2 separate regions of the Homo sapiens genome follow, and region 2 is linked to region 1. A link is a loop called in an ENCODE intact Hi-C map of the cell type or tissue named here. Cell type or tissue: heart right ventricle. All regions are shown on one strand. Links, peaks and the distances in the headings refer to the core of each region. The heading gives the core; the rest is flanking DNA.

Region 1 (5,000 bases), core at 1-5,000:
GGCGTGAGCCACTGTACCCAGCCAATGAGATCTTATACAAGTATTTTTAGCCTACTTTTCAAAAAGCCTATGTAGTAAATATCTTATGTTGAATATATATCTATCTAGTTTTCATTGCATTTGTTCAGTGTGTATGTATATTGTAATTTATTTAATTAGTTCTCCATTGTTGGACTCTTACGATTTTTGTTCTAGTTCTTCATTAATAATATTGTGCTGAGCATCTTAGTACATTTTTCTTTATCTGTCCAGTTATTTTCTTTGGATAATGTCTACATATGTAGTTGCTGTGTGAAAGGTTATGTTCTTTAAAAAATCTTTGCTAGTCTGAGAGATAAAAAAATGTACTCTGATTTCAGTTTGTATTTGGTTATCAGTAAGGTTTACTAGCCATTATTTATCTTTGTGAATTACCTATTTGTATCCATTGCCCATTTTTCCATTGGGTATCCGTCTTTTTATTTTTATTTGTAAGGTCTTTTTATCATAAAGAATGTTAACTCAGGCTGGGTGAAGCGGCTCACGCCTGTAATCCTAATGCTTTAGGAGGCCGAGGCAGTTGGATTCTTTGAGCCCAGGATTTCGAGACCAGCCTGGGCAACATGGTGAAACCGTCTCTGCAAAAAATACAAAAATTAACCTGGTATGCTAGCATGCACCTGCGGTCCCAGCTACTCGGGAGGCTGAGGTGTAAGGACCACTTGAGCCCAGGGAGTTCGAGGCTTCAGTGAGGCATGATTGTGCCACTGCATTCCAGCCTGGGTGACGTAGTGAGACCCTGTCTCAAAAAGAAAAAAAAAATAATGTTAATTCTTTGTCATATGTTTCAAATATTTTCCCCAATTTATTCGACATATCTTTAGTAGGTTTATTTCCTCACTCACTGCCCACTGCGAAAGTTTAGTCAGATGTTGCCCAGACTGCTGAGTCACCTTTTTTTTGAGACGGAGTCTCCCTCTGTCACCCAGGCTGGAGTGCAGTGGCTCAATCTCTGCTCACTGCAACCTCCGTCTCCCGGGTTCAAGCGATTCTCCTGCCTCAGCCCGAGTAGCTGGGATTACAGGTGCACGCCACCAGGCCCGGCTAATTTTTTTTGTATTTTTAGTAGACATGGGGTTTCAGCATGTTGGTCAGGCTGGTCTCGAACTCCTGACTTCGTGATCTGCCCGCCTCAGCCTCCCAAAGTGCTGGGATTACAGGCGTGAGCCACTGCACCCGGCCGAGTCCCCATTTTTAATGACTGTGTAATATTCCTTTAAGTTGGGTATACTGTCATTTACTTTATTAGCCTCAAATTTTAGGGATCCCTTGAGAAAGTCTAAGCATGTCATTCTATGCTTTTTCAGTTGTTCTCTCTTTCTTTAACCAGATGCTAATCCTGAGGTGACGATGACAATGCTTCGCTGGATCTATACAGATGAGCTGGAGTTCAGAGAGGATGATGTGTTCCTGACTGAACTGATGAAACTAGCAAATCGGTTTCAGCTACAGCTCCTCAGGGAGAGGCAAGTCACAGCAGATATATTCAAGCACCTCAGATGGTGGTGGCTGAGCTTTAATTATGCCGAGCTCTGGGAAAACAGCTTCTTCTGCTAATGTAAATAACTTGGCAAGGTGTTCCTTTAAAGGCGATGCTGGGGACAGATGTTACCTCCCTTGCTTTGTGTTATCTTGTAGCTAAATTTTGCTAAAGCTTTTGCTATTCTCTTTTCTTTCACTGGTCTGTTACCTGAAATTACATAATCGTATAAACTGAAAAATTAAATATGAAATAATATAATCCAATGTCCAAACTTTCAGCTTTCCTTCCCTTTCTGTTTCCCTTGACATTTTACTCTATTTTCTGATATATCAAGTTGAATGAAATCCTTAGTCATAGTCTCTTTGTTGGAAACAATGAGTGCCTAAATGAATATGTGAAAATATTGTCCAAATAAGTGTCATAGCCAGTGTTCCAGAGATCTCACTTCATTTAAGTTACTGCATTTTAGGTTGTCAAGGAGATAGCATGCTGTGTTTTTATATTACATTTTCTCTGTTGCTCTCCCAAGTTGGCATTTTAGAACAACAGAAAACAAAACGTTCACTAAATAATGTCAGACGAGATGTCCGGGAGCGTCTTTCTATTGGAGCTGTGGCTCTTGGTAATCAGCTTGCTGATGGAGTGGCTTTTTACAGCATTTAGTGATCTTTGTATTCCCTTGGGTGCATAAAGTAATGGCTTTTCTCCTGGGTGAGTGAAGGGATGGTTTCAGTCATCAGGAGGCACTCCACCTATTGCTGTGTTTTCCCTAGAGAGACTTTGCTGCCTAGAGCTGCTTGCTGTTTTCGTCATGGGCTGGTGTTTTCCCAGGAGGGCTCACTGTGCCCCACATGAAATCAGTGGACGGCTTACTCCTGTCTGTTATTGATGTGGGTTTGAGTGCATTTTAATATCTAAATCCTATAAATAAAAAACAAAAGCAGGTCCACAGTCTATAGGTGCATACAGCATTAGGCTATTAGCAAAGCTGATTTGATTATTGAGGACATTCAGTTAACTGTTTCTTTCATTTGTTTGTTTGTTTGTTTTGGTGAGGAGTTTTGGTGATAGTGAAATCAGACTGATTTTAATTAGATTGAGTATGATTTATGTCTTTATATGTTTTCCAGACTTCCTGAGCTTTCTCCTGTTGACCTTGTCAGACTTGCTTATGTAAATTAAATTGCTTTTGTAAAAATGTCTTGGGGTTGGAGTAGTTGAGATAATTGTAATCTGTGTAATGGATTCTTTAATTAAACTGTTTGTTGTTTGTTGACCGAGTAGGCTTCATAACTGTCAACATTACCAGATGCTTAATTTTGTATTGTTAGATATGAGTATCGAGTTATTATCTGTCATGGCTTTCTTAAGAGCTGGAGTGGAAGACACCGGGAGTGGAGTCAAGGGTTGGCTTTTAAAGGGTCACAGAGTGCCCCCTGCTGTCCTTGGAAGGAATTACATGCTTGAGATAATGAAAGGGTGCTAGCGACGGGTGCGGTTCAGTGTGAAGCAGCCGTTGCTCTTTTTGTAATGTGGGGATCTCGCCGGTTTTGGAATGCTAGCACTGATTTGATGAAAAGGAAGTTTTTATAGTAAGCATCAGGAAAATCTTTTCTTTTTTTTTCTACCACGGAGGGCACACTGAAGAAAATACTCTTAATTTTTTTTTTTTTTTTTTAGAAGACAGCCTCACTGTGTCACCCTGGCTGGAGTGCAATGGCACAGTCTTGGCTCACTGCAACCTCCGCCTCCCGATTCAAGCGATTCTCCTGCCTCAGCCTCCTGAGTAGCTGGGATTACAGACGACTGCCACCACGCCCAGCTAATTTTTGTATTTTTAGTAGAGACGGGGTTTTGCCATGTTGGCCAGGTTAGTCTCAAACTCCTAGCCTCAGGTGATCCGCCCGCCTCAGCCTCCCAAAGTGCTGGGATTACAGGCGTGACCTACCGTGCCTGGCTAATCTTTTTAAAGAGATAATTAATGTATACTAAAAAAAGACAGTTAATCTTTTTCTCCTTACAAAAGTATAATACATGTTCGGTGTATGATATTTGGAGGATACAGAATGATATAAAGAAAAAAGTCATTTGTAACTAAATCATTGTTTACCTTCTGTCATTTTTCTTTTCAATAATTTTTTTTTCCCACATCCACTCAAGAGTGATATGAAAACTATACAGCAGTTTGTGGGACGTTTAAATATATGCTTGATGTTATACTTTAAAAGTCACCAACATGGTGAAACCCAGTCTCTACTAAAAATACAAAAAAATTAGCCAGGCGTGGTGGCGGGCACCTGTAATCCCAGCTACTCAGGAGGCTGAGGCAGGAGAATCGCTTGAACCTGGGAGGTGGAGGTTGTGGTGAGCCTGGATTGAGCCTTGTTGCTCCAGCCTGGGCAATATGAGTGAAAGTCCATCTCAAAAAAAAAAAAAAAAAAAGTTAGGTTTATCGTTTTTGTATCTCTGTGTCCTTTCTGTACTCTAAAGTTAAAAATAATAATTAAAAAATTCCCTTCGGGTGAAAGTCTGTCTGTCTTGCTATTTTCAAAGAGAATATAGGAACCGAGAATCTTAATTTCTAAATAAGATTACGTGTTCCTTGGTTGCGTAAATCATGTCAGTTACTATTTATAATCTATCCAAATGGCAAATGGCACTCTGGAGATCCTAGAATTGGTGACAGTGAAATGTCTGCCAGCTTTAATAAAAGATCTGCTTTCGTGAAACATATTTGAGTCCCTTGGTGCAATGTCATTTGACAGTGAAAAGGAGGAGAGTGGAATTTTCAGGTTCTCAGCAAATGCTGTAAAGGTGCTTTGTAAAGTGCTCTGCAAATGTGAGTTATTACTTCCTGAGATCATACTGTGTATTAGGCTGCCTGGTGTTAGGATGTTAGGAAGGCAGATTGAATATTAGTTGTAAAAATGGTAAAAGCTTCTGAAAGCTATCTGAAAAGAGGTTTTTTTCTGCTGGAATGCTCTGATTTCATGGCTGAGGTTAGAGTGACTTTGTCAGACATTGCTGTGGTGTGCTACAGGTTTGGAGAAACCAATGGTACAGAAAACTGAGGCTTAGAAATATAATGCTGTTGACTGGGTGTGATGGCTCACACCTGTAATCCCAGCACTTTGGGAGGCCGAGGTGGGTGGATCCCGAAGTCAGGAGATCGAGACCATCCTGGCTAACATGGTGAAACCTCATCTCTACTAAAAATACAAAAAATTAGCTGGGCGTGGTGGCAGGCGCTTTTAGTCCCAGCTACACGGGAGGCAGAGGCAGGAGACAGGAGAATCGCATGAACCTGGGAGGCGGAGGTTGCAGTGAGCCGAGATCGTACCACTGCACTCCAGCCTGGGCGACAAAGTAAGACTTCATCTTGGAAAAAAAAAAAAAAAAGAAATAAATATAATGCTGTTGTATGTAACTTACATTCTTGTTTATTATTGTAACTTAACTTACTAATGTAACTTACTTA
Region 2 (8,538 bases), core at 1,708-6,707, 410 kb before region 1:
CAAGGGTTCACTGTGTTGGCCAAGTTGGTCTCGAACTTCTGACCTCAGGTGATCCACCCGCCTTGGCCTCCCAAAGTACTGGGATTACAGGCATGAGCCACCGCACCCGGCCTTTATTTCTTAATGTGATCATCTGTGAGTATTTTAAAACAAACTAACGGTATACACAAAACAAAAGTGTTTCATTTATAATGTGAATAAAGTTGCTTCTTGCCTCTGGTTCTGTTTAATTCTACAGAAGACATACTGGCAATGTTTGGTCTGATTTTTCTTTTAAGACGGAGTCTCACTTTGTTGCCCAGGCTGTAGTGCAGTGGCGCAATCTTGGCTCACTGATACCTCTGCTTCCCGGGTTCTCCTGCCTCAGCCTCCCGTGTAGCTGGGATTACAGGTGCCCGCCACCACACCCAGCTAATTTTTTGTATTTTTGGTAGAGATGGGATTTCATGTTGGCCAGGCTGGTTTTGAACTCTCAACCTCAGGTGACCCGCCTGCCTCGGCCTCCCAAAGTGCTGGGATTCCAGGTGTGAGCCACCGTGCCTGGCCTATATCAGTTCTCATCCCATGAAATAGTTCCCCTTAATCACAGACTAAAAAACTATATATTTTTTCACTTCTATTGAAGTCTTAGATGGATTTCCTGATAGAGAATGTAAAATTTACACTCAATGATCATCACAGAAATAAAATCATTACAATCTTTTAAAATCCTTTTATTCACCTTGAAAGCAATTTTGGATTTCAGACTTTAAAAATAATATTTCCTGGCTGGGGGCAGTGGCTCACGCCTGTAATCCCAGCACTTTGGGAGACCAAGGCGGGCGGATCACCTGAGGCCGGGAGTTCAAGACCAGCCTGACCAACGTGGAGAAACCCCATCTCTACTAAAAATACAAAATTAGGCGGGCATGGTGGTGCATGCCTGTAATCCCAGCTACTCGGGAGGCTGAGGCAGAATTGCTTGAACTCGAGAGGTGGAGGTTGTGGTGAGCTGAGATCGTGCCATTGCACTCCAGCCTGGGTAACAAGAGAGACCCTCCATCTCAAAAAAAATATCTATATATCTATATATCTATATATTATGTTCACTGAAGGTTGCTTTAAGGACGGTGCTAGGCCCACACTGAGAAGAGTATCTGTAACAAAATAGGCATTCAGTAATCTTTTTTTAAGTTAATGAGCAAAAAAATTAAAAATATATGTTTCAACTGGATCATATTTCCCAATGCAAATACCAGGGGCTTCCATGAAAAACTTTTGAGGGCTTTTTTTTTTTTTCTTGAAGGGCAATTTTTTTTCATATAAAGTTTGTATTGAACAAACTTTTACAAAGAACGATTTCGCACTATGGCAGAGTATGTCTGCACATCGCATTTGTATTTGCTCTTTATGATGAAATTATCAAACACATTAATAAGATCTGAAGGTCTAGTTTCCAAGAAAGGAAGATGGTCATGGATGCTGGTGTAAGCCAGGCCTTCTACAAAAATTTGAACAACTGCCTGATCCCTTGAGTTGTGAAAGGTATTTTAAAATTAGTATTGCATAGTAAAAATTATGTTAATTATTGTTGTTTTCAGTGTTAATTATGGGCTTACTAATTGCATAAATAATGACTTCCTTAATGTTTTATTTCAAAGTAGAGTTTAGGATGCTAAACATATGTTTATTGTTTGCAAATATCTATGTGCTGGCATTTATGTGAGCCAAGCAGTCTGATTGGGCCAAACCCTGGGAAATGTAAATATATTTATTCTTATTTTACTATTTGGCACAGCCTGTTGTCTCCCAATAACTGTAATAATGTCTGCTATTGAATCGTGGCAGACACCATCCAGTGTTTCTCGGAATACAGGCAGCCCTCCTACACTCTGCATCAGAGCCCCTCCCGCAGGGGATGCTTGTTAAAGGATGGATTCGCAGGACCCGCCGCTGAATCAGAACTTAAGTTTAAAAAAGGCTGCACCTTCACGGGTGCTCGCTCTGTCCTACCAGTGAGCTTCCCTTTAGTTTCGCGTTTCCACAGGAAACAGGACATAGATCTAAAATTGCCTTTGCACTTGGACTGGTTTCCTTTGCTGACCTAATACAGAATAGCTTTTTGTGCTGTGACTGCGAGTGTGTTGAACAGATCCTCTGTATTTTAGGAGAAGAAATTTGGTGCCTCGTTGCTCACCATCACCACTGGCCCTGGTAGCTCTGCGGATAAACCAGCTTGGATTTCACCCTTGAGGATTAACATTGCAACACTGCATAGGCACATAAAGCCACCTGAAAGTCAAGATGAGGCAGGTAATGTGCGCACTGGGATCTCGTGTGGTTGGTGTCTTGTCTTTTGCCATTTGTCGGGTACAGCAGCTGCAGTTGCTGAAGCAGGTGAGTAACTTTCAAGAGCCGAACCAACTGCAAGAAGCTCTCCTGGAAAGGGGCATGAAGGCTGCTGACCCTCCTCCTGCCCCTCCGCCGACCAACTCCACACCTGGGATTAGAGGGGAGGAAACCTTTATCCCATATTCTCTTATGTTCTATTGCTGGGGACCTGCAAATTAAACTGACAGAACACAGATTAACAAGAGAAAAAGGATACAAATTTTACGGATGTTAATGTTTTATGGGTACAGGAGCTTCACAAAAAGAAGTAGAAAACTCCAATAAGTGTTTAGACTTGAGAAATTATATACTATTTGAGCAAAGGGTGATAGGTTATAGAGAAGTGACTGAATAAAGAAAAGAATGTTTGGGCTTCCGGGGTAATAAACTGTAAGAAAGTGTTTAGGAATATATGGGAGAAATTAATGGACGAGAACAGTTATCTCTCTTCCATTTGTTTGTTTATGTAGACTCTTCTCAATGCAACTCCTGTCACTGGTGATAAGAGTCACTCTCTTTCTTCTGGGTACAGAGGGGCATCTTCCTCAAAGCAAAATTTAGGTCCTGCATTTAGGCAGATAAGGGAGGACAGAGAACTTTTACTGCATCTGTTGTTTCTTCATTGTCTATAGCTCAAATTATTCTTTTGCCGAGGTAGCATATTTTGGGGGTGGCATGTTGTGATCCTCTTTAGGATCATCAGCACCTCCAGCTAGGGTGAGGCTGGACAGGAGCTGGCACAAAGGAGGCTTTCAGGCAGTTTCCTTGAGTTCTAACCGCAACCCCTGCAGAACAATTGGCCTGTGGCCTGCTGTCCCCACTATGCCTGAATTGCTGTGGACTAATTTATGAGTAGCCCTCTGAACCCAGAGGAAGCTCGAGGAGCAGAATTGACATACCCATCAGCTAGAATCGCTGTAGGAAGACAGAATCAGTGAACATAAAGTATCCAAGTTCGAACAACTGAAAATGAAATCATAATTAATTTTTAAAAGAGTTTTGTGAAATATGTGGATAAAGCATACTTTCCGATGAGCCTAATACTATGAATGATAAATTATAAATGGGAGTCCTATTTCAAATCTAAGCAAGGATGGCTGGGCGCAGTGACTCATGCCTGTAATCCCAGCACTTTGGGATGCCGAGGCGGGTGGATCACTTGAGGCTAGCAGTTCAAGACCAGCCTGGTCAACATGGTGAAACCCCATCTCTACTAAAAATACATAAATTAGCTGGGCATGGTGGCAGGTGCCTGTAATCCCAGCTACTCAGGAGGCTGAGGCAGGAGAATCACTTGAACCCGGGAGGTGGAGGTTGCAGTGAGCTGAGATCGTGCCACTGCACTCCAGCCTGGGTGACAGAGTGAGACTCCATCTCAAAAAGAAAAAAAAAAAAAATCCAAGCGGACTTAGACTCACAGAAATCATTATGTTCCACGAGAGGGCAGTATAGTAACTCGTTTATAAAACAGTAGGCTCGGAAGAGCAGAGGAAAACATTTGTGAACAGTTTTAAAATTTGTGATGAGCACCGGGCGCGGTGGCTCACACCTGTAATCTCAGCACCCTGGGAGGCCGAGGCGGGAGGATCACCTGAGGTTGGGAGTTTGAGACCAGCCTGACCAACGTGGTGAAACACCGTCTCTGCTAAAAATACAAAAAAATTAGCCGGGCTTGGTGGCGCATGCCTGTAATCCCAGCTACTGGGGAGACTGAGGCAGGAGAATTGCTTGAACCCCAGAGGCGGAGGTTGCAGTGAGCGGAGATCGCGCCACTGCACTCCAGCCTGGGCAACAAGAGCAATACTCCGTCTCAAAAAACAAACAAACAAACAAACAAACAAAAGATTGTGATGAGAACCTGTTTGAGCAGAAACAAAATCAAATCGCATTTTTACCATAAAGTGTTTGTCTCTATGACATGATGACTACTCAGGAAGATTGGTTTTTTCAAGTAGGAATGACATACTTTTGAAAAAGTAAGTTGCTTGACTTGGAATTAAATGGAATTGCTTTCGTTCGTTGCTATGTTGCTCGGTTGCTATGTGGTCTAGTAGAAGCTACAAACAAAATCCAGGAGATCACATTTCCTCTGCCTCAGCCCCTGGAAAAGCTTTATATGCCTGAGTCCTCACCTCCAGTTGTGCCTGGAGCTACGAAGTTTGCGGGAGAGTTTAAATTGGGAAAGATAGTAATCCTTACAGCCAGCTTTATCTGAACTCTGAGTACCAGGCTGGGCGCTTTACATGGATTATTTCTTTCAGCCCCATGATAGCTCTATGAGTTAGGAACTATTATTATCTTCATTAAACCAAGGCCCATAGAGGACTGAGTGTTTGCCCGTGGGACACGCACGGCTCATCGATGGCAGATGCAAAGTCGGGATTCAAACCGGGCAGATCAAATCTAGATCCCAAGTTTGAGCTATTTCTAGGCAATTGGTGGCAAAGACAGAACTAGAACCCATATCTCTTTGTTACAAATTAAAGAGTGACTTTAATATTGAAAACGATGTGTATGGCGGGACTGGGTAGAAGAAACCTTTGGAAGACGGCTGATGGGACAGACGCAAAGTGACTGTGTTTGCAAAAAGACAGGTTCATGCCAAGAAACGAGAACATTCCAGGCTGAGCTGGGATGCCCCATTTATGCCAATTATGCAGTGTCAGAGTGGCCAAGACCAGAGGGATTTCCCCATTGCCTTCTCAAACTCCAAAGAGCTCTGAGATCCACAAGCTGGTGGGGTTCCCAGGAGAAGCCTGCAGAAGGTGCTTCCTCCTCCAGGCCACAGAAGAGGACAGAGAGAAGTTCCCCTAAATCCCCAGAGCCCTTAGTCAAGTTCATCCCAAAACTATCCGAATAATCATCACTGCTATCCCTTGAGAATTCAAATGCCAGGCCCTGTGCTAAGCATTTTACTTGTGTTAGCTCATTTAGTCCTCATAGCAATTCAGTGAGGTGGGGCTTATGTTCACTATCTGGGAATTTCACAGGCTGGCCCCTCTCACAGGAGTTTCATCATGTAAGGCCTGCGTACATATATGCATGAGAAAGCATGTCTTGCACACGAATTGGTTTTCCTAAACCCTCCCTCATCTTTGAGCAATGCAGCCAACTTTGTTTTTAAAGTGCAGCCCACTTCTGAGTAAGCATGGCAGATTGCTCACTTCCCCCTTCCAAAACTCCACTGAAATGGCAATAAAGGAATCAAGAATATATAAACTCATAAGGAGATAAAATGAGGGAAGAGATGAACATGGATGAGAGAGTCCCACAAATATCTGGAAAAGGGAGAGGAGCAGGAGCTGACATGGCAGAGCTGGGGATCACTACCTGGCTCCCTGCAGATGAGGAAACTAATAAGCAGAAGCGGGGTGGTCTTGTAGAACTCTAGGTGCTGAGGACGGGGAGATCCAAATCTACAGAAGGTGGACATGAGGCATGGGACTAAAAACAGGGGGGCTACGTGGCCTGTATAGGGGGAGGATGGACCCCCTTCCTCCTCCTACAGCAGGTGCACCCCAGCTCTCTCCTACACCCATTGCTTGCCTCCCCACCCCCACTGCCAGTAGGAGATTTGACACATTGTCTCTGGATAACTGAATGGCTCCAGAGAAAAGACCTCCACATTCTGACATCTTGGAGTCCTGCCCCAATTTGAAAGCCAGTTTGGGCTGGGCGCAGTGGCTCACCCCTGTAATCCCAGCACTTTGGGAGGCCAAGGCAGGTGGATCACCTGAGGTCAGCTTTACCAACCAGCTTTACCAACATGGTGAAGCCCCATTTCTACCAAAAAAAAAAAAAAAAGAACCAAAATTAGCCAGGCCTGGTGGCACCTGCTTGTAATCCCAGCTACTCAGGAGGCTGAGGCAGGAGAATCACTTCAACCGGGGAGGCAGAGGTTGCAGTGAGCCGAGATTGCACCATTGCATTCCAGCCTGGGCAACAAGAGCAAAATCCCATAAAAAGAAAGAAAGAAAGAATGAAAGAAAGAAAGAAGGAAGGAAGGAGAAAGAGAGAAAGAAAAGAAAGAAGAAAGAAGGAAGGAAAGAAAGAAAGAAAAAGAAAAGAAAGAAGCCAGTTTGCTATCCAATGACCTTGTTGTAAGTCCTTCTATGGACAAGCCTCACCCACTCACTCAGAGTTCCCACTCCTGTGTTTAGTGAGTCACACTTAGACAAGAACAGGCAGCCCAGGATCACCTAATGTTTAAAGACAGCCTCCAGCTTGGAAGAGACGGATCCAGACAAATAGGATAAAGGAATTTGGAGAAAGCAGAGACGATGGAAGGAGTAGAAAAAAAATGAAAAAAAAATCTGATAATTTCTTCAGAAAAGTAAAGTAAGATGTTATATCCATTAAACAAGAGTTAGATGCTTTATTCTCTATTTTGGATGTTACTTTTAAAGGAATTAATGAAAAAACAAAAATGAAATTTTGGAAATTGTTCAAAAGAAGAGTAAGAATAAAATATTTAAAAGCAAGTTTGGTGGAAGATAAAGTAGAACAAAAATAAACAGAGATTTAAAAATAATAATAATTGAAAAAATATAAGAATGAGGACCACTCTAGGAAGTCCAATTTCCAGCTAATAGAAATTCTATAAAGAGAAAATAGAGGAGAGAGAGTGAGAGTAAAAATAATACCACTTCACAAAATTGAAAGATGTGAGTCTCCAGATTGAGAGGCCCAACTAAATGCCCACCCCAAGGTGCATCATCACAAATTTCAGAATACCCAGAATAAAGAATAGACTTCTAAAGCTCCCTGAGAGAGAAAAACATACGAAAGATCAGGTATCAGCCTTGGACTTCTAAATAGCCACACTGAAAGAAAACAATGCCTTCAAGCTTCTGTGTGAAAATGATTTTCAGCTGAGAATACTTGTAACCAGATGATCAATGAAATAGGAAGGTGGAATAAAAGCATCTCAGACATGCAAGGAGTCAAATTTTACCTCACATGTATGTCCTCTCTTAAGTGGCTACTGCAGGATGTGCACCCACAAAATGAGAAAGTAAACTAAAAAAAATAATGTGGAACTAGAAGTCATGGGATTCAATGCTGAACAGCATTGAAGAGAAATGCCAGGATGATAGTGGATAGAGAGCTACCAGTCCAGAGGGGAGCAGGATGGCAGGCACCAGGAGTGAGGCACCCAAGGAATCAAAGAAAATGACACATTTGAGGATACGGAAAATAGTATCCAGAAACATGAAAGCACTTGGGGAAAAAATGAGCAATTGCCACATAGAATAATAGGCAAATGACAAACAAAAAGTAATGATAAATTCCAGGAATAAATGAAGAGTATGGCTCATGCAAAGGGCCTAAAGTAGAAGTGAGCCTAATGCATTCAGGGACTAACAAGAAGAGTGGGGCTGCGGCAGAACTGGAGAGGGGCAGGAGACTAGGCAGTGAGGTCAGAGAGACAAGAAGGGTCAGGACATTGTGAGGACTCGGGCATTGACTGTAAGCAAGATGGGAGCTGCTGCAGTGTTTTGTGCCGAAGAGTGACATGATCTGACTTACATGTTGGCAGAATAATTCTGCCTATGTGTTGAGAATAAATGGTAGGAGGGACTAGGTGGAAGTAGGATGCTATTGCAGTCAGAAGGCCACTGCAGTGATCCAGGGGAAAGACCATACTGATGGCCCCATTGGATGATGGTGGCTTGGACCAGGGTGGAAGCATTGGAGGTGGTGAGAAGTGATTGGATTCTGGATATTTTGAAGGCAGAGCCAAATATTCCTTGACATACAGAATGCGAGGTATGAAAGAAAGAGAGAAATCAAAGATGGCCTGAGCAGCTGGAGGGATGAAGCTGCAGTCAAATGAGATGAGGAGACCACAGTTGGAACAATGTTCCCATCACCTGTTACTGAACCAACGTCAATTTACAGACATAAAACAACAATCATTGATTATTATCAGCTCTGGTGACCCTGGCAGTTGACTGGGCTCAGATAGGCAGGTCTCACTCGGTGGTTGGGGCTAGAGTCATCTCAAAGGCCTCCTCGCTCACATGTCTGGTGCGTCTACTAGAAGACACTTAGAGCTCAAGGATGGACTAGGAGGGGCTCCTTGGGCCTCTCTCTACGTGGTCTCTGCACATGATCTCTCCAGCATGGTGGCTGGTGGCTTCCTGCATGGTAGTCCAGGGCTCCAAA

Evidence for each region. Hi-C counts contacts between places; a loop is a spot of excess contacts. Peaks named below come from ENCODE experiments on the same cell type or tissue, not always from the same donor. Only the 100,000 strongest peaks of a DNase experiment are listed, where the experiment ranks them.
Region 2: it touches region 1 in a loop (2.8-fold over the local background); 10 of 110 quality-filtered maps call a loop at or near these places.

The regions. Positions count from the first base shown.
Region 1 is chr17:4,213,488-4,218,487 of GRCh38, reverse strand. ANKFY1 (ankyrin repeat and FYVE domain containing 1) reads left to right here. Exons shown (of 25, transcript NM_001330063.2): 4 at 1,370-1,505. Among named protein-coding and RNA genes, the nearest start is that of ANKFY1, 48 kb to the left of the region's middle. In heart right ventricle, for the core only: a CTCF peak has its summit at 2,967 (motif pointing left); a DNase peak (open chromatin) is centred at 2,967; H3K4me3 peaks cover 470 bases; H3K27ac peaks cover 3,020 bases.
Region 2 is chr17:4,621,417-4,629,954 of GRCh38, reverse strand. LOC105371498 (a long non-coding RNA gene) reads left to right here and starts at 45. Exons shown (of 3, transcript XR_001752766.3): 1 at 45-135; 2 at 2,148-2,292. In heart right ventricle, for the core only: CTCF peaks have their summits at 3,616 and 3,817 (motif pointing right); no DNase peak of the experiment used is centred there.